Linked DNA regions of Homo sapiens: region 1 is linked to region 2. The links are chromatin loops, found by intact Hi-C in ENCODE. Cell type or tissue: ascending aorta. All regions are shown on one strand. Each heading gives the region's core, and the rest is flanking DNA. Links, peaks and the distances in the headings are about the cores only.

What was found. Hi-C counts contacts between places; a loop is a spot of excess contacts. Peaks named below come from ENCODE experiments on the same cell type or tissue, not always from the same donor. Only the 100,000 strongest peaks of a DNase experiment are listed, where the experiment ranks them.
Region 1: it touches region 2 in a loop (2.7-fold over the local background); 2 of 110 quality-filtered maps call a loop at or near these places.

Annotation. Positions count from the first base shown.
Region 1 is chr15:46,360,169-46,371,300 of GRCh38, reverse strand. No RefSeq gene overlaps it. Among named protein-coding and RNA genes, the nearest start is that of SQOR, 730 kb to the right of the region's middle. In ascending aorta, for the core only: no CTCF peak of the experiment used is centred there; a DNase peak (open chromatin) is centred at 5,490; H3K4me3 peaks cover 1,678 bases; H3K27ac peaks cover 2,272 bases.
Region 2 is chr15:46,305,851-46,316,982 of GRCh38, reverse strand. No RefSeq gene overlaps it. Among named protein-coding and RNA genes, the nearest start is that of SQOR, 680 kb to the right of the region's middle. In ascending aorta, for the core only: a CTCF peak has its summit at 4,662 (motif pointing left); a DNase peak (open chromatin) is centred at 4,652; H3K27ac peaks cover 962 bases.

The DNA.
Region 1 (11,132 bases), core at 1,426-9,425, 54 kb before region 2:
TTGTTTTTTTGTTTTTTGTTTTTTTTGAAATAGGGTCTCACTGTGTTTGCCTAGGCTGGAGTGCAGTGTGTGATCTTGGCTCAATGCAACCTAGAGCCTGGGATCAAGCAATCTTCCCACTTCAGTATCCCAAGTACCTGGGACCATAGGCACACAGCACCATGCTCCACAAATTTTTTATTTGTAGTAGACGTGAGGCCTCACTTTGTTGCCCATGCTAGTTTTTGTGTTTTATTAGCACTTGGCATGTTCTTTAATATAACACTTACATTGCCTTTAAAAGTTAACAAGTCCCTAGGATTCTAGGAAAAAAATGTACTTATTTTTGTTTTGTTTCTCCTCCCTATTGTAGTGCCTGGTACACTCCTAGAGCTCCATAGGTATCTGTGGGTTTTGAAATGAACTGTATAAATTTGGATTAATAAAGTGGGGCCAAATTACAAAAGCTCTTGGACAGTAAACTAATTTGAATTATAGCCTAAAAATATGATGAGACACTTAGGATTAAGTGAGTGAGAAAATGTGCTGAATATTTGGGGAGAGCGATAAAGCCATCACGATCTGCTCCCTGTCTTCAGCCTCCCCTAACACACAACTAGATCTAAACAGCGATGGTGTAGTGTGTTGGTAACAGTATTAGCCAGAGAAGTGGTTGTGCAAACTGGTCAATACAATTCTGATTAAGCATTGGTTATTTCACATATTTATTAACATATTTGAGAAGTGGTTTCCTGAAAGCATAATGGTTAAGAACAAGGAGTTTTAATATGAGAGATTTAGAGTGAAATATAGACATTGCCAATTACAACTGTGTGACTTTGGACAAGCTATTTTTCATTGGTGAAATAAAGATAAAGGCACTGACCTCATATGTTTGTTGCGAAGAACAACAAACACTTTGCCTCAAATATTAGGTACTATAAGTCACAATATGATTGAGGCTTTCTCTGACAAGTATACTCCATTTTATCAGGGGCCCCCAGGATATCCCATTCAAAATATACCAGCATTAGGTTATTCCATATGCAGTTAAAAATGGGAATTCCAGATTAAGGGATAAACCACATAGAGGCATAAAATACATGGCATGCTCAAACAATGAGTATCATGACTCCTTCATCTACTCCTATCTCCACATCCCTTCCCATAGATTGAAGCAGTGGCTAATCTAGGCCTAAACTCCTCAAACTTCACTCTCCCCTTAAAATACTATGGGATTTCTGGGTCTCACTGAAATATGAGAATATCCCCAAGTCACTAACTTGTTTTCAAGTGTTCTCTGTTAATGTCCAGCAACATGGTAAAGTAGTTTCTCCTGCTTCTTTCTGATCAGAAATTTTACCTGGGATCATGGAGATCCACACCCTCGATTTCTTCAACTCTTCTTCAGCCAGCCCATTCTACACTACAAGGATTGTACTCATAACTGCTGTAGAGGCCAACTTCACCTTGCAGGTTCTCCATCTGGGATTTCTAACTTCCTATTGCACAGCACACACCCATGCACAAGTATTAATCACACGTGACTGATCCCTCGGGTAGAATTTTTTCTATTCTCTGCTACCGTTAATGTAGGATTCACAACAATTTTTTATGCATACAAAAGAAACCTCTACCATACTTAATGAGAAATACATATGTTATTCAAAATCCTTAGGGATAATAGGGACATATATGAAATAATTGTTACATAACACATATGTAGCATTTCACTCAAAAATTAATCACTAGTCGTTCAATGTTTGTGCCCAAGATTCCTCACTTTCCACTACCAGCACTTAACTCTGTCTACTAACAATAGCTTCTAGTTCCTCCTTGTACCTCTGGTAGAATTCGGCTGTGAATCCATCTGGTCCTGGACTCTTTTTGGTTGGTAAACTATTGATTATTGCCACAATTTCAGCTCCTGTTATTGGTCTATTCAGAGATTCAACTTCTTCCTGGTTTAGTCTTGGGAGAGTGTATGTGTCGAGGAATTTATCCATTTCTTCTAGATTTTCTAGTTTATTTGCGTAGAGGTGTTTGTAGTATTCTCTGATGGTAGTTTGTATTTCTGTGGGATCGGTGGCGATAGCCCCTTTATCATTTTTTATTGTGTCTATTTGATTCTTCTCTCTTTTTTTCTTTATTAGTCTTGCTAGCGGTCTATCAGTTTTGTTGATCTTTTCAAAAAACCAGCTCCTGGATTCATTGATTTTTTGAAGGGTTTTTTGTGTCTCAATTTCCTTCAGTTCTGCTCTGATTTTAGTTATTTCTTGCCTTCTGCTAGCTTTTGAATGTGTTTGCTCTTGCTTTTCTAGTTCTTTTAATTGTGATGTTAGGGTGTCAATTTTGGATCTTTCCTGCTTTCTCTTGTGGGCATTTAGTGCTATAAATTTCCCTCTACACACTGCTTTGAATGCGTCCCAGAGATTCTGGTATGTTGTGTCTTTGTTCTCGTTGGTTTCAAAGAACATCTTTATTTCTGCCTTCATTTCGTTATGTACCCAGTAGTCATTCAGGAGCAGGTTGTTCAGTTTCCATGTAGTTGAGCGGCTTTGAGTGAGATTCTTAATCCTGAGTTCTAGTTTGATTGCACTGTGGTCTGAGAGATAGTTTGTTATAATTTCTGTTCTTTTACATTTGCTGAGGAGAGCTTTACTTCCAACTATGTGGTCAATTTTGGAATGGGTGTGGTGTGGTGCTGAAAAAAATGTATATTCTGTTGAATTGGGGTGGAGAGTTCTGTAGATGTCTATTAGGTCCGCTTGGTGCAGAGCTGAGTTCAATTCCTGGGTATGTGTGGCGATTCCTCAGGGATCTAGAACTGGAAATACCATTTGACTCAGCCATCCCATTACTGGGTATATACCCAAATGACTATAAATCATGCTGCTATAAAGACACATGCACACGTATGTTTATTGCGGCATTATTCACAATAGCAAAGACTTGGAACCAACCCAAATGTCCAACAATGATAGACTGGATTAAGAAAATGTGGCACATATACACCATGGAATACTATGCAGCCATAAAAAATGATGAGTTCATGTCCTTTGTAGGGACATGGATGAAATTGGAAATCATCATTCTCAGTAAACTATCGCAAGAAAAAAAACCAAACACCACATATTCTCACTCATAGGTGGGAATTGAACAATGAGATCACATGGACACAGGAAGGGGAATATCACACTCTGAGGACTGTTGTGGGGTGGGGGGAGGGGGGAGGGATAGCATTGGGAGATATACCTAATGCTAGATGACGAGTTAGTGGGTGCAGTGCACCAGCATGGCACATGTATACATATGTATGTAACCTGCACAATGTGCACATGTACCCTAAAACTTAAATAATAAAAAAAACAAAAAACAAAAAAAAAAACAATAGCTTCTATAGCTGCCCTGACCACAGTCCTATGCACCTTTCTTACTTTCTGGTTTCTCTGTAGCATTCACTATTTATTACTCACGTGTTTCTTTCCTTCAAACAGGCATCTTCAAACCCTTGTTTAAGAAAATATTTAAGTTTGTAAAAGATCCTCCAGTTACCAGGATCCACCTGCCTCAGAAAACAGACAAGGACTTGTAATTGGCACTTTTTTGAATTAGCATTATTGTTTTCTGATCACACAAAGACAGATAAATAATAATGCAGGGATATTAATGGGTAAGCTATCAAGAAGTTCAGGGACTATATGTCAACAAGCCCCTGAGGTGCTTTTAGTCTGTTTGAATTTGCTCAATTTCTCCAACTCTCAGAAAATTTTCCAAATTGATTAGGTCATTTCTACCTATAAGTAGTTTCATAACATGAAAAGCAATATGCCTAAAACTGAATTTACCTTGAACTGAATTTACCTTACCCAACTTGCTCTCCTGATCAGTTCTCATTTCTAACACTTCTATTTTTCCTTAGTAGTTCATGTTTGAAAGCTAAAAACAATCCTTGACATACTTCTATACTTTATTTTTCATATCCAGTATGTCATTGGTTAATTCTTTTTCCTGAATGCCTCTCAATGTGAAGTCCTTTCCACAGTCGCTCTGCTAACCTATTCAAAACCCTCTATACCTTCTGCCTGAGTACTACAAACTCTGCTAATGAGTCTACCATCTTGCAGTTCTTCCTGCCCATCATTGACAGATGATTCTTAATATCATTTCCCTTTTCAAGAATCTCCAATGGCTCCCATTGCTTAATTGTTGAATTAGTAAGAAGAGTTAGTATCATTAATTATTGTTTAATGACTGATTCAAACAAGCAAGAAAAATGATATTGGAAGTGGGTTTGGCCCATCACAGGAATGTTGAGGTATCAGTATGTTGTACATATAATTAATCATCTTCTAGAAGTACTTGGTCAAACAAGAAGAAAAATAAGAAGTATGAGAAGAGGAGGAGGAAAGAGAAGAAAAATAATGAATAGATTGGGGAGAAGAAGAGGAAGGGAAGGATGGAGACAGAACGGATGAAAGAAACTCATCTAAGGCTATTATATAATTGCCTCTTTCCAGATTGCTTACTTCCTTTGAACATCTGGATTTCTCTTTTTGTGTAAGTCCAATTTTTAAGAAAAAACAAGTTCGTTCTAAGTAAAAACAAAAAGTAAAATTTATAAAACTAAAGAAAAAGCAAATCACTTGGCTTGACTTTAATGCTTTCCTGGAAAATATTAAACTAAGATAGCTCTATTCCAATTTTCCAATTTAGAAACAGGAAATAGAAAAATATTTTGTGGCTTTCTCATAAAAGACAGAACATTCTGTATATTTGAACCCTGCATGGCTCAGATGTGGTGCTTAACATGTTTTCTTTTTTCTAAGATTTGTTTCTACTACCTTTGCTTATGTGTGTTGATTAGTATGTCAAAAAGAATATCAAGACTGAAGAATGGTAGTCTCTATTTAAGGCATCTTATTGGTGCAAGAAAAAGAAAGTAAACAACTTTAAAAGTGAAAAGCAAGCTTTCTCAACTAATCTGTGTTTTTAGGAGTGAATGCAGAAGCATGATTGAGAGTGAAATTAATGGTCAGAATTCTTCAACCAAAAATAATTTTGTTTTAAAGAATAAAAAGTAATAACTGCTGCTGCTTTTAATATTGAGCTTGGCTCTTTAAGTCGCCCAGTAGGAAATCCATCGGGATATAGACCCTAATGTGAAGGAGTTGAGTTAAGGTCGTTTAATTAAATTTAAAGATTTTCTTACCCATGGGAAAGGGCATAATTAGCTGTTTTCTAATGCATTTGACGTGAAGATGCTTGAATCAGCACATAATTGAATGTATTAATAGAAGTAGCAAATTCTAATTATGAGACTTAGTTGTTGGGGTAGGGGAAAAAAGAAGTTATTCATTATTTATTCGAGAGAGTTCATACAAGTGTAGAAGAGGAGGAGGAAAAGAGGCAATTACCAACTGTCCCAGGTCCACAATCGTGCAGCCTCACATCGTGGTTCTTAGGAGAATCGGGCAGCTGAAGGCGTGAGTCATTTTGTTATTCCCACGAAAGATCTCAATCTGCATGCCAAATAAATTACCACTAAAAATAGAGTGAAGCACTCACAGCAGAATGTACCAGCTGGACTGATGCCTGCATCACAGATTAACTCTGATATATTGGGCTTTGGTATGTTGCTGTGATGTTTCTGAGGGCACATATATCCAAATCTACACACTAACAAGCTGTTCTCAAATGGAGTTCTACTGAGAAAGTACTTGGGTTGTGTGGTGCTTATGCAAGTTTGAGTAAGACGTGGTTTCTTTTTAAAGGAAAACAAGTCTCATGAACTCTCCAAAATTATTTTAATATGTTAAATACTTACACACAGGTAAAAACTATGCACTTAAATATAAATTCTTATACTTATCAGCTCTTGTACAATTAAAACCACGAAGAAATTTATAAAATAAACAATGAACCAGTAAAATTCAAATCAACAAATTTGTGTGATAGATGATACTATTTTGTTGATCTCCACTCAAAACCCAGATAATGATATTGGCTACTACGATAGAGATTCTGCTGAGTTTATCATGCCCAACCCACTGTGTTCCTTGTGGTGACTCAATTCTCAATCACTCTTTTTTATTTGAACTAATGCAAAACTGACCCTTTTATTATATGGCATGAGGGCATTTGGCTTTCATTTGCATTAACATGACATTTAAATATTAAGCAAGCTTTTTTTCTTATTACTCCTAGGTAATTAATGTAGTATTACTGATCAAAATAAACTAAAACATAAACTCAGATGCTGAGTATAGTGATAGTATGTTACATTATTTTGCTTTCTTAGCAGATATAGAAACTACTATTTTGTTTCTTCTGATTCATACATGCATTCATTGACTCAACAAAAAAAAGAGTGTTTTCTATGTATTAACTACTGCAAATAATGATCATGCTGATTATGATCAATGCTGCACAATCCCTGGTCAAGGAAAATTTTTAAAACTTTAAACTTGAATGTTCAGCAATAAATTATATATCCAAAGAGCTACAATTTGTGGCTACATTAATAGGGTTAAGAAAGTATGAAAGTAGCAGAGCACATCTCACTGGACTGGGAAGTGAAGCCCAAATTAAAAATAATTACAGACACAAAAAAACCCTTCAAAAAATTAATGAATCCAGGAGCTGGTTTTTTGAAAAGATCAACAAAATTGATAGACCACTAGCAAGACTAATAAAGAAGAAAAGAGAGAAGAATCAAATAGACGCAATAAAAAATGATAAAGAGGATATCACCACCGATCCCACAGAAATACAAACTACCATCAGAGAATACTACAAACACCTCTATGCAAATAAACTAGAAAATCTAGAAGAAATGGATAAATTCCTCAACACATACACCCTCCCAAGACTAAACCAGGAAGAAGTTGAATCTCTGAATAGACCAATAACAGGCTCTGAAATTGTGGCAATAATCAATTGCTTACCAATCAAAAAGAGTCCAGGACCAGATGGATTCACAGCCGAATTGTACCAGAGGTACAAGGAGGAACTGGTACCATTCCTTCTGAAACTATTCCAATCAACAGAAAAAGAGGGAATCCTCCCTAACTCATTTTATGAGGCCAGCATCATCCTGATACCAAAGCCAGGCAGAGACACAACCAAAAAAGAGAATTTTAGACCAATATCCTTGATGAACATTGATGCAAAAATCCTCAATAAAATACTGGCAAACCGAATCCAGCAGCACATCGAAAAGCTTATCCACCATGATCAAGTGGGCTTCATCCCTGGGACGCAAGGCTGGTTCAATGTACGCAAATCAATAAATGTAATCCAGCATACAAACAGAACCAAAGACAAAAACCACATGATTACCTCAATAGATGCAGAAAAGGTCTTTGACAAAATTCAACAACATTTCATGCTAAAAACTCTCAATAAATTAGGTATTGATGGGACATATCTCAAAATAATAAGAGCTATCTATGACAAACCCACAGCCAATATCATACTGAATGGGCAAAAACTGAAAGCATTCCCTTTGGAAACTGGCACAAGACAGGGATGGCCTCTCTCACCACTCTTATTCAACATAGTGTTGGAACTTCTGGCCAGGGCAATTAGGCAGGAGAAGGAAATAAAGGGTATTCAGTTAGGAAAAGAGGAAGTCAAATTGTCCCTGTTTGCAGATGACATGATTGTATATCTAGAAAACCCCACTGTCTCAGCCCAAAATCTCCTTAAGCTGATAAGCAACTTCAGCAAAGTCTCAGGATACAAAATCAATGTACAAAAATCACAAGCATTCTTATACACCAATAACAGACAAACAGAGAGCCAAATCATGAGTGAACTCCCATTCACAATTGCTTCAAAGAGAATAAAATACCTAGGAATCCAACTTACAAGGGATGTGAAGGACCTCTTCAAGGAGAACTACAAACTACTGCTCAAGGAAATAAAAGAGGATACAAACAAATGGCAGAACATTCCATGCTCATGGGTAGAAAGAATCAATATCGTGAAAATGGCCATACTGCCCAAGGTAATTTATAGATTCAATGCCATCCCCATCAAGCTACCAATGACTTTCTTCACAGAATTGGAAAAAACTACTTTAAAGTTCATATGGAACCAAAAAAGAGCCCGCATCGCCAAGTCAATCCTAAGCCAAAAGAACAAAGCTGGAGGCATCACCCTACCTGACTTCAAACTATACTGCAAGGCTACAGTAACCAAAACAGCATGGTACTGGTACCGAAACAGAGATATAGATCAATGGAACATAACAGAGCCCTCAGAAATAATGCCGCATATCTACAACTATCTGATCTTTGACAAACCTGAGAAAAACAAGCAATGGGGAAAGGATTACCTATTTAATAAATAGTGCTGGGAAAACTGGCTAGCCATATGTAGAAAGCTGAAACTGGATCCCTTCCTTACACCTTATACAAAAATTAATTCGAGATGGATTAAAGACTTAAACGTTAGACCTAAAACCATAAAAACCCTAGAAGAAAACCTAGGCATTACCATTCAGGACATAGGCATGGGCAAGGACTTCATGTCTAAAACACCAAAAGCAATGGCAACAAAAGCCAAAATTGACAAATGGGATCTAATTAAACTCAAGAGCTTCTGCACAGCAAAAGAAACTACCATCAGAGTGAACAGGCAACCTACAAAATGGGAGAAAATTTTTGCAACCTACTCATCTGACAAAGGGCTAATATCCAGAATCTACAAAGAACTCAAACAAATTTACAAGAAAAACAAAACAACCCCATCAAAAAGTGGGCAAAGGACATGAACAGACACTTCTCAAAAGAAGACATTTATGCAGCCAAAAAACACATGAAAAAATGCTCACCATCACTGGCCATCAGAGAAATGCAAATCAAAACCACAATGAGACACCATCTCACACCAGTTAGAATGGCAATCATTAAAAAGTCAGGAAACAACAGGTGCTGGGGAGGATGTGGAGAAATAGGAACACTTTTACACTGTTGGTGGGACTGTAAACTAGTTCAACCCTTGTGGAAGTCAGTGTGGCGATTCCTCAGGGATCTAGAACTAGAAATACCATTTGACCCAGCCATCCCATTACTGGATATATACCCAAAGGACTATAAATCATGCGGCTATAAAGACACATGCACACGTATGTTTATTGTGGCACTGTTCACAATAGCAAAGACTTGGAACCAACCCAAATGTCCAACAATGATAGACTGGATTAAGAAAACGTGGTACATATACACCACGGAATACTATGCAGCCATAAAAAATGATGAGTTCATGTCCTTTTTAGTGACATGGATGAAACTGGAAATCATCATTCTCAGTAAACTATCGCAACAACAAAAAACCAAACACTGCATATTCTCACTCATAGGTGGGAATTGAACAATGAGAACACATGGACACAGGAAGGGGAACATCACACTCTGGGGACTGTTGTGGGGTGGGGGGAGGGAGGAGGGATAGCTTTAGGAGATATACCTAATGCTAAATGACGAGTTAATGGGTGCAGCACACCAGCATGGCACACGTATACATATGTAACTAACCTGCACATTGTGCACATGTACCCTAAAACTTAAAGTATAATAATAATAAAAATAAAAAAATAAAAATAATTACAACAAAATAATGATGATTCTTATTACATTTCACTCATACTCTTGAGTGCCTGATACGTGCAAGTCATTGGTTGGGTGTTATCTTGTTGAATCTTCACAACAAACTAATGAGATAGTTATTATTTTCATCATTTTATAGATCAGGCAATTGAGATGCAAAGGCATGCAATTAGTATTAATAGAGCTAAAACTGTAATGGAAGCAGAACAGCTCCAAAATATGTGTGTTTAATTACACTTATACATCAAAGAGTTGATATTTGAATTCTTTATAATTAACAAATAGAGAATTGAGCACATACAATATATCAAGTGGTCTTGGATGCTAAGCCTAGTGGCTCACACAGTAATAATGCATTATATAACATGATGTATAATAAATTATATCCCCTATACATGTATATGTTATAAAACTACTGATACATATTGTTATAAATTTAATAATACTGTGGTTAATTTTATGTGATATTTGTAACTTGGCAATGCAGGCCTGGACTTTAATCCTTATGGTAGAATTGGAAATGGAAGAAGGATGAGATATTCCTATGTATTTTACTTATTTATGTAGTCATTTGTGTCATTTACTTTAATAATTAATGCCACTTTGGAAAATTTTGTTTAATATTTCTTCTACTTCCCCTTGTAACCCTGTTAATTGGGAAATATGAAAACTTAAGAAAACTTATATTTCTGCTCCGAGATCAAATGGTATTTTATTTAAAAGAACAGCATGAAATATGTCTTTGTGTCTATCATATCCTTCCATACTACTAGACTTTAGACTACTATGAAGAATTTGCTAGCACCCTTGAGGATCAGCACTGGCCCTACTCCTTGAAGGCCATATATAAGTATAATGTCAGAGTAGATTTGGCAGGCTTTCTTACACAGTAATTGGGGGTTATAATTTAACTGATGCTTGATTTTGATATAAACTGTGTAATCTAAAAGAATAACATACATATATACATACACAGACATATCTATATCCTGAGCATGCCAATTTCAACTTACCAACACACACCCACACACATAGATATAATAAACAGTGAGCAAGTAAAATTCAAATCAAATTTGTGTGATAGATACTATTTTGTTGATCTCCACTCAAAACCCAGATATGATATACATATATATCATATATATGTCAATTTCAACTTACCAACACATACATACACACATATGTACATATGCATGTATACATATACATTCATGTACATATATACAAGTATATACATGTACATATATACAAGTATATATATACAAGTATATATGTACATATATACATATATAAACACATGCATATATATGCATATATACATATATGTATACATGTATATAGACACATACCTGTATATGTAGACATATATATATATATATACACACACACACACACACACGTACCAACATGTACATGTATATATATATACAGGTATGTGTCTATACACATATGAGATATGTGTGTGTATATATACATATATGTGTGTATATGTGTATATAGACACATACCTGTATATATACATGTACATGTTGGTATATA
Region 2 (11,132 bases), core at 1,049-9,048:
TTTTATGCTTTGTTCAAAATGATGTTGGAGCAATTTCTCTCCTTTACTTACCTAATGTGATCCTGACCCATTGCAGTGACCAAAGACGTCCCTTGGTTTTTCTCTCCACACTCTACCTTATAGTTTACAAAGTGAACTAAAGCACAATTACTCTAACAACTCATATCATTTTCTTTCTGATGCCTTGTTTCTGATAAAAAGTAAATTTGGAAAATACAGAGAATCCCATAGAAAACAAACACCACCACCCAGAAATAACTCCTGTTACTATTTTGATATATGGCCTTTCAGGTAGTTTTCTTTGCCTTTTTATAGGTTAACAATATAATGAGGTTTTCTTTCCTGTGCTGTCTTATTTTGAGTCTTTCCCCACTTAGAGAAATCCACAGGCCTCCAGGAGAATTGGAGTTCTTAGAGCAGGAAGGCAAAGACACAGTAAACTAGCAAACTTTAGTCAGCTTGATCTACTAAATAGGCAGTTAAGATGAAAGCAGAAGACTCCAAGGGGAGCTAGCCATACGATTTAAGACAAAATAATGGATTGGAAAGAGAATAGGAGATGTGAGTTGTCCTCCCCTTAGGAGATGGATTGAGGGTCACTGGGGAGTTGGGACCTGCAGATGACCAGACTAAAGGGACCATGTGCAGGACAGTCATGTCAGGATCAAGGGAATACTAAGCCACTCTTCCCCCTCCTCCTCCTCTTGTTCTAGCACCTCATAGAAGCTGAGCCCATATGTGCTGGCTTCCTGTGCCTGCAAGCCATGACCTTGTCATGTGTGCTGAGTAGACCTTTTGGCCAGCCTTCTTACTTTTGAGATAAGGTCTTCCAATTATAGTAGAAATCAGTTTTGCTAGCCAACAGTGTCCCCAAAAAGAAACATACAAAGCCTGCATTTTCAATTCCCAGACAAGGGGGAATAACTGACATTTTAATATCGGGTTGTGATTTTTATGATGCTAACTGGATGTCTTTTTTGTTACTGTAAAAGGACTTTAATTTCCTTTGAGTTCCTCAGAAAAAGCAAATCCTGAGGCATCCCTTTATATCTGAAGTATTTTGAGATCTATATTTTTTTTCATTTAAACCTAAGATCACTGGATTATGACTTTAATCAAAATGAGACAGATGAACCACTCAGAACTTCACAGTGTTTCTGCCATCACCATCACATTGTGCCTAAGCATATTATTCTGAGATCTGCAAAAGATTTTGAATGTGTTTGACATACAGTAACAAACATCAGGTTGACAGACATATGGTAAAAGGTATGTATGGTTGCACATGGAGAGAGTTAACAGCATCATTTGCTCAGCCCCACACCCCTTGGGAAACAGTCAGTTCAGTTCTCCTTACAGCTCAGGCAAATTGGTGCTCCATGCGAGAGAAGAGCTCCCTTCACCCTGACCCACGTTGCTGCAGTAATCACAGTAATCACATCCATCAGCTCCCGTGCATTTCCCTGTAGGGTGCCCATGGGAGTGGAGGGTGCTGGCTTATTGCCTCTCTGCTGCTTCCCCAAGGGGCAGCCTGGCAGTGGTTGCTGCCTAGCCAGATGGGAGCTTGCTCCTGGGAAAGTAAACAAACTTATTTTCTACCTTGAAAAAGAGAGGGTCAGGCTTTATTTTTCTAATCTGTACTGGAAAACAAATGCTACTGTTTCTACTTTATCAATGATGGTGTAATACCACCAAATGTGTAAGACTTGTCCACATAGCCTACAGAGCATTAGAGTCTGAATTCAGAAATTCCCAAAGCCTGATTTCTGGTGAGCATCTTGAATCCTCCTGCCAGTTATATCCATGGTCACCATTCCTTATTTCCTTCATTCACATTTTATTCCTCTGCATAACCCCTGCACAGGGCAGCTGCTTTATTAATTTTCATTGACTAAATAATAAATCCAAGTGTGGCCCTGGACGTGCTACTGTCTCTCTGGGACTTATTTCCCATCAGTAAATAAGGGGTTGGACTAGATAATTTCTAAGTTGCCTTGAAGCTTCAAAATCTTCTAAGGTTCTGCCACTAGCAGTTTACCTGTACTGCCTGGTTTTCTGCCTGAGCTTGCTGTCTTCCCTGAACCAGTACAGGTGGGCACTTATAGTGTGTGGCCCCCAAACCTTGGGCTTCATCTATAATACTGTACATTCAGAGAGAGAATTTTCCAACTGAGGGAGGGGAGCAGGGCAGGACACGGAAGTCTGAGAGCAAATCAGGACAGCATAAGCAAGACCAGAGCAGAGGAGAGAAGCCATCACTCGCAGGAGCCATCCCAACCCGAGGGGTTGCTGTGGTCAGGGGTGCTTCATCAGGGCTCTGTCTGGCTCATACAAAATTCATTCTCTAGTTTCCAAATCACTTGCTGATACTAATTTGACTTTCCAATACCAAGAAAGAGATTAGGCTGTGTAATCAATGGAACAACATATTTTATTTCATCAATTAAAATTATGGTTTAAACTTTGTGGTAGGCTAATTGGCCCCCAAAGATATTCAGGCCTTAATCCTTAAAACCTGTGAATATTACCTTTTATAGAAAAAGTGGCTTCGTGGATGTGACTAAGGATATTGAGACAGACAGAGAGATTATCCTTCCTTATCAGGGTGGGAGCTAGGGAGAGGGATATTTGACACAGAAGATGAAGGCAATGAAAGCATCTTACAACACAAGTAAGATGCTACACCGGTGGCTTCAAAAATGGAGGAAAGTCTGGGCGCAGTGGCTCACACCTGTAATGCTGGCACTTTGGGAGGCTGAGGTGGGCAGATCACCTGAGGTCAGGAGTTCGAGACCAGCCTGGCCCACATGGTGAAACCCTGCCTCCACTAAAAATACAAAAATTAGCCAGGTGTGGTTACACATGCCTATAATCCCAGATACCTGAGAGGCTGAGGCAGGAGAATCACCGGAACCCGAGAGGCAGAGACTGCAGTGAGCTGAGATCACACCACTGCACTCCAGCCTGGGTAACAGAGCAAGACTCTATCTCAAAAAAAAAAAAGAAAAAAAATGGAGGAAAAGTCCAGGAGTCAGAGAAGGAAATTAATTTTGGCAGCAGCCTCTAGAAGTTGGAAGAGTCAAGGAATAAATTCTTCTCTGGATCCTCCAGAAAGAACAAGCCCTGCTGGCACCTTGACTGTAGCCCAGTGACACTGATTTTGGGCTGCTGGACTCCAGGATTGTAAGAGAATAAATTTGTGTTGTTTTAAGCCTCTAAATTTGTGTTAGTTTATTACAACAACAATAATAAACTAATACAAACATAAACTCCCTTGTGATATTAGTACCAATAGTCCTTTGTCTAAGGGTCTAATTGCTTTGAGTTAGCCTAAAAATGTTTTAAAAATCTAGTTTCTGGACACACAGACCCCGGACCATACACAGCGGAAACCTTCTAAGAAACCCACTGCCCTCCCAAGCAACACCTTTAATTTGGATTCACACTTTCTTTCAAACTGCAGTAGGATGCAGTTTCCCCTACTGTGGCCTCTGAAAAATACATCAGTTGGTTGATTTTGCATGTAACTATAAGGCATCTAGTAGGGTTTGAAAAAAATAAGCCAAAATAAAGTATCGAGTTCACATACTATTAATGGCTGCAGCTACTGTCATTCAAATGCAGCTATTCTCCCTCACTTTCTTATTACAGAATGCCCTTACTAATCTTCTACAGGTATCAATGCCACCCAGCCCTGTCTGGACTGGATGCTAGTCTGCTGTTTCTTAAACCTTAATATGCATTATATGCAGTGAAATCACCTGGGGATCTTGTTAAAATGCAAATTCTGATTCTGTAGGTCTGAGGCAGGACCTGAGATTCTCAATTGTAATAAGCTCCCAAGCAATGCCAGGACTGCTGGTCTACAGACCACACTTTTAAGTAGCAAGGTGCTAGATCATACTCTGGAAGTTTTAGCCTAAGGTGGATTTAAATTGGCACTACCAACAAAGCCTTGTGATATTCCCAAACCCTTGCAGAACTTACCTTGAAATACTTTTGCTGGATGCCGCACTCTACCTAGTGCACCGTCTCTGGTCCTGGCCTGCACGTTAAGTACTTCCTTTGCATGCCTCTATTCAACATAACACCCTTGAATCCCATCCTGGTCTTCAGAGAATTTTTTCCTTATGATGTGGGCACTGAACTTGTAAGAATCTCTTCTGCTTTTCCTGAATGTCAGTGTTTCTTCAGTCCCCTGAAATCTTACTCTAAAATGTTTCCTTTATCCTGTTCACCTGCACCCCTAGGTTGCAAAGACTTGCTCAGTCCTTAAATAAAGGCTTTTTCTACTGGTTTGGGTCCACGTCTAATGAATCTATGCCTAGACAGGGCCAGTGTCTCAGGAGCTATCAGGGGCCCAACATCCTGCCATAGCTGGCTTACCTTTGGTGGCTCCCAGCAATATCTTAGAGCCTATTTCCATCCCTTCCTGTTTTAAAACTACCACTCCCTGTGGCATCCCCTGTTGATTTCAGTTTCTGATCTGAGTAATGACTATAGTCTTTGGTTAATTTATGAAGGACACACAACTGGCATACCCTGCACCCCATAAAAGATCAAGTATTTTCTCCTCCACCTGCTACATACAGGTTCTCCCATTTGGTTCACTTCCTCTAGCCTCTATCAAAGGGCTTCCCAGCTCTCTGCTGCCCTCTCCTGGCATTCTTTAGCACTGTGCTCACATCAGCGCTTGAAGAGCCAAACCAATGGAATCACAGACCCTTGATCTGCAAAGACCTAGAAAGGTAATCTAACTAGCAAGCTGAACTGGGCATCTACTACTTTTATCAGCATTTTCTAAGTAAGAATTTCAACAGAAATATAGAAGGATCACATCCTTAACAGAGTTTCATTTCTAACAGAATGAAAATCACAAGAATAAGAATAGAGGAGAGAAACTTTAGAGTAAATTTAAAGAAGAAAGAGGACCCCAGTTTGGCTAAACTAGTGGTTCCCAGGTCTAGCTGGAAAGATTTCAAGAAATATTGTCCTCTGGGTCCTACTCCAGTTCATTCCTGATTACTTATATTTTTGATAATCTTCCTAGTGATTCTAATGACTGTTAAGAGCTCCTTGTTTAGACTATAAAATATGAGATATGAATTAAAATCTGTCATATTATGGAAAATATTAAATGACACACTTACATTTTATAGACAATTTTTGAATATTTGTAAAGAGCAGCAGACCTCACATAAAAGGGTGCTTTGGTTTATACTTTCAGAGTACAGATCCTCCTGACCAGACTTTGTTCTCTGGCCTACCGCCATCCTTCTGTGCTTGTCCAGCCTCCTGCCTCATTAAGTGTTTTGCACTATATCTTTAATGCTGACCCCCACAGAGGATCCATGGCTCCTCCTGACTAGGCACTGCCCCTTCACCCTAGTACTACAGTCTTAGCCCACTCAGGGAAGCCCCCTACCACTTCATGCCCTCCAAGCAACACACCCTTCCCTCTCGGACTGTGCTGCCCCCTGTTCTGTGGGCAGACCCAGATGGTGAAGGCCTGGGGTGGGGGAGACAAGTGGAGCTACACTAACAAATGATACAATGAGGCTCTCTAATACTGTTTTCTCGGATACTCCTAATGTTGCTTCTATCTAATAATATGTTCTGATTCTATAAAAGCTATTGTCTCTCGCCTTGGCTGGAGTCTTTCCCATCCTATCCTACTTATCATAAGTACCACCCTTTCCCAAAAGACTTTCCTGACTGCTCCACCTCTCCCTAGTCAGAGTCCACTTGTACTTGTCTTGTGTACCATTATTTCGCATTTAACATGCTTTAATTTTCTTTCCTTCAAGATATTCAAGTTCTCTATCTTACTTAACATGTTGTATTTTTAGTTGTTACACTGCAAGTCTCTCTCATCTTTATACTGCTTTATTGCGCTGGAAAGGCAGACCACGATGCCTTGCACACAGTGGGTGTTCAGTTAGTATTTACTGATTGGATTTCTTCCAAGCGTCACTGGCTCAATCCTTAGAAATAAAACCCCAATCCTGGTAAATCTGTCTTTCTTGGCCACTTGGCTTTTTCCCTTCCAATTCACCAGTGCTTACCCAATAATCTCTTATTCCTCAGAGGCTAGACTCCACGTTTCTTACCTCCTTTGGCACCCATTTCTTACTTCTTTTGGATGATCATTTCTATCCTTTAGCGAACCTCAGTGTGCTTTTTCTCCTTTCCAGTGTTTACTCTGCTTAGCTAGAAGATCACTGGCAACTTTGAATTTGCATTTTTAATCAGGCATTGCATCATATTTTTACTCTATTATTCTTAGTTCCTGTTGCATTTAAGCTACTGCGGGGTATATGGGTGAGAGCATAAACATAAATAAGAAAGCAATTTGCCTTACTTCATCTTCTAAAATCTCTAAGCGTTAATTTTACATAAAGCAATATCACTTTGTCTTCCTTTCATAGAAACGTTGCCTGCTATTTTTAAGGTAAAAATAAAGGCTCTCTTAGGGCAAAACCTACCTATTCCAAAGCCCCTTCTGGAAACAAATATTATTTAAATTCAGTTAGACCTTTTGCCCAAGGTACACCTTCCAGAGGAAATGAAAGCAGTACACTTCATTTGGCTCTGCTCCCCATATCCCTATCCTATAATTCTTGTCCATTACAGCTTATTTCTGACCCTGGGATGTTGTGTGTGCTTCGTACATAGAGAAATCTGATCCTCACTAAGCTGTCCAACTCCAGGCAAACCCCAGCTCTGTGATTATGGCAGGGAACTGCTATAGCCTGCCAGGTTTCTCTGTTGCAGGTTTACTTCCTGTGCAGTGGAGTCCCCCTCTCCCAGGTGTCCACACAACCAACTGAACACCCTCAAAGTTCCCTGCATTTAGGGTCTTTGCTGCCCTCTCCTGTTGTCCTTTGACAGACACACCAACCCAGGAACATCAGAAGTGAGCTTTCGTCTCTCTCTTCTCACTGCTGTCTCACTCCCATGTCTGACAGCCACTGAGTGATCTCCAAACGAATCTGAAAATGTGATCGTCTGAAATGGAATTCAAATTCTCTCTGCTCTTCAAATTAGCTGAGAATATGAAATGACCTCCCAAATCCTAAACAGAAAGGCAATGGGATGCCCAACAATGTGGTTAGTTGTTAGGGGTTTGCAGGGAGCTGAGAGAGGCAATGAGTATTAAGGCACAGGCTCCTCCAGCTCTGCCAGTTACTAGCAGGATTTCCTTCTGCCAAGTTGTTTTGGCCACTTATGCTCCATGTCCCACATCCACAAAATGAATATAACATTACCTCTGGGCCATTTCAGTAAGCAAAATCCCAAAATAGTTAGCACTCAGATGATGCTTATTATTGTGTCAGGCACCGTGCTGAGAATTTGGTGCATTCCGTCTCTTAATCTTCATAACATCCACGAGAGATAGAGACTACCCCAATCTCATTTTACAAATGGAAAGACTGGCTATGGGGGTACTTTTTTAAAATGTTGCAGTGTGTTGTATTTGACTGAGATTTTGACTTAATACAACAGAAGCCGAAGCCAAGAAAAATAGCCACATAGTGAATATCTAGCCAAGACGTCAGGGACACAGCGGGGTGACTGGTGAGGTGGAAGGGGAATGAGCAGCAGTGGGAGTCACATAGGGAAGGGCTTGGATGGGGCATTGAAGAGCACAGCTGGCCTCAGCCTTCCTACATCTGAATCTTATTTGGCCAATTATTAGCTAACCTCAGGCACTTAACCTTTCTGACCTTTGTAAACTGGAGATAATAAACAAAACCTGCCTCACTGGAACTATTACAGGTAAAACACCTAGCAGAATGCTGGGTAGACAGTAAGTGCTCAATTAAAGGCTAGCTATTGGCTTAATCACTTATGAATCTGCACAGTTTTTCTCTCAGTAAGGAAGATCAAAAGTTGCAATCCTAGCAAGTTATTTAATGTATGAATAAAACTGGCCTGTGTGGTATGATATTTTTAAGGATCCAAGGAAACTAGCAGTTGGCTGGAAGCATAGTTCAGGGTTCCTAGAATGTAGAATGACAGAGTCCAGGACTGTGGCAGGTGGCTCCCAGGAAGACCAGGGACTAGGAGATGAGTCGAAGGGAAGAAAGATAGAAAACTGCAGTTTCCTTTCTTTTATGTCCCTTTACTTACTGTACACACACACACACACACACACACACACACACACACACACACAAAACGCATATGTGTGTCTCCTTCTATGGCTGAACAGATTAGCTTTTAGCCTCATCCCTCAGATCTGCTGCATGTTCTGGACAGCACTTTAACCTTCAGCACTACCCCTAGCACATGCCTGGGTCCTTCTTGCCTTGCCAGCGCGGCAACACAGAAGGTGCCAAACAGCTAATAACAGCAGGTATTGCCACTTCACTGGGGGACATGAGAGTCAATAATCAGCAGTTGCAACAGTGCATGACCCTGGATGAGGACCATCTGTCTGGCAGGTACGGTTTAATTGAACTAATTCTTAAATCAAAAATTAGCACATATTGGATGGCTGAAGGCCAGCTAGCCAGCTCCCTCCATGTCTCACTTCAGAACAGGGACAGAGAAGGAGGACTTGAAGCCTTCTTGAGCCATTAACTTTACCAGAAGTTATTTTTCTTAATCCGTTTTTCTGTAGTGTTCCTTAAACAGATGAGGAACAGTGTGCTTATTTCACATGTATAAAGGAAGAGAGAGAGTGGTGCTTTTTTATCTACTTCACAGACTCTCCACTACTAAATGGAATTCCTTAGAAAACATCTAGGTCCACTATCCAGAATGGAGGACGATCCTGTTGGCTGACTTAACTTTCCTGAAGAAGAATGGGAACATGGGAATAAAGGGCTCAAGAGAATAATGTCTCTGGACTTTAATAGGAAATATGCAGTTGAGTGACCTTCCTCTGGCCATAGTTCAAAGTACCACCAAATTGGACGCTATTTTCCTGCGTACTGTTTTCATTTTTTAATCCAGATGGGCAGGCACTGTGGTCTTGAGGAAACAGTTCTTCATTCTAGATTTCTGCCAAATTGGAGCTGAACCAGCAGCTTGAAATTTGCATCATCTCTATCAGTCTTCTCTGACACCTTCCTCAGAAACTTTTGGAATCATTGCCTCTAACTCACGTCCTATATTTTGGCTGGAACTTCATTTTAGAAAAGACCATCGCCTCTCATGAACACCAGACTTTGTTCTTTCTGTGTGTGGCTTTTTTACATTTCCTGGCTGAACAACCTATGCTTGACAGGAAGACTTCATCTTCCCTCCAGCTAAGTTAAATCATTAGAGCAATGTCAAATTTAGAAGCCTCCATTTCTTACCATTTTTAAAAGATGTATTTGTTTTAACTGTTCTGACTAAAATAATTTTTTTCTCATTCAAGTTTTATTAATTCAGAAGTGTTTCTCTGATTTTATGGTTCTTAAACTACATTGGACTAAACACACAGCTCCAGGATTCGATACATCTTAAATATTAAGGGCAATTTCCCACTTCAGAGCAAAGAGAGAGCCCTGAGTCAGATCCTTGCCTTTCTCACTTTCTGGAGGCCCAGAGATTGTCTTTATTCCTAACAGTAACTGTGACTGAGTCCCATCTGTGAGCCAAACTAGGCATTCATTCATTCATTTATTTATGAGACTGAGTCTCGTGCTATTGCCCAGGCTGGAGTGCAATGGCAAGATCTCAGCTCACTGATACCTCTACCTCCCGGGTTCAAGCGATTCTCATGCCTCAACCTCCCACGTAGCTGGGATTACAGACACCCGCCACCACACCCAGTTAGTTTTTGTATTTTTATTAGAGGCAGGGTTTCACCATGTTAGCCAGACTGGTCTTGAACTCCTGCCCTCAATTGATCCACCCTCCTCTGCCTCCCAAAGTGCTGGGATTACAGGCGTGAGCCACCACGCCTGGCCCGAACTAAGTATTTTAATCCTTTCAGGTTGCTATAGCACAATTCCATAGACTGGATAGCCTATAAACAACAGCAACTTATTTCTCACATTTCTGGAGACGGAAGTCCAAGGTAATGGCACCAACAGATTAAGTGTATGGTGAGGACCCATTTCCTGATTCATAAGTGGTGTCTTCTTGCTATGTCCTCACATGTGGAAGGAGCTAGCTAGCTCTCTGGGTTCTCTTTTATAGAGACACTAAGCTCATTCATGAGGGCAGAGCCATCATGACTTGATCACCTCTGCATCTCCTAATACCTTCTAATACCATTATCTTGGGGGTTAGGATTTCAACATATGAATTTGGGGGGTACAAACATTCAGAACATAGTATTCCACTCCTGACTCCCCCCAAAAATCTCATGTCCCTCTCATATTAAAAATATGTTCATTCCATCTTAATAGCCCCTGAAGTCTTAACTTGTTCCAGCATCAATTCAAACAACTTAAATCCAGAGTGTCATATAAATATCATCTAAATCAGAAATGGGTGAGACTCAAGGTATGATTCATCCTGAGGCAAACTGCTCTCCAGTTTTAATACTGTGAAATCAAACAAATTATGTGTTTCCAAAATAAAACGACAGACACAAGACAGACATTCCGATTCCAACAAGGAAAAACAGGAAAGAAGGAAATTGTGATAGGTCCCAAGCAAGTCCCAAACCCAACTGGGCAAGCAACATTAAATCTTAAGACTTGAGAATAATCTTCCTTGCTTTCATGTGTTGTCTTCTGGACACACTTGGACAGAAGTTAGTCTCCTCTGGCTTAGCTGGGCACAGCCCACACTTCTCCTTTTATGGCTTCCAGTTGGGTGGCTTGCAGTTGGGTGCCTGTATCTCTCCCAGGCTGGAATCCCAAGCAAGTGGCTCTTCCAGTCTGGGGTCTCTGGGGTAGCACTTCCCTCATGGCTATACTAGGCACTGTCATAGTTGAAGACTCTCTGCAGGGGCCCTGCCCTCTCAGCAGCCCTCTGCCTTAGTTTAGTGCTTGAGGCTCTGAGAGCTCCATCCTTTGAAATCTAGATGGAGATAGCCATGTCTTGCCAGCTCATGCACTGTGTGAAATGGCACCACATGGGTGTTACCAAGGTTTTCTGCCTGTACTGTCCTGAGGGGCAACCACCACTGCACCTAGGCCAGCTGGAGCTGGAGCTGAGATAGTGAAGAAGTGCTTGGTGGAAAT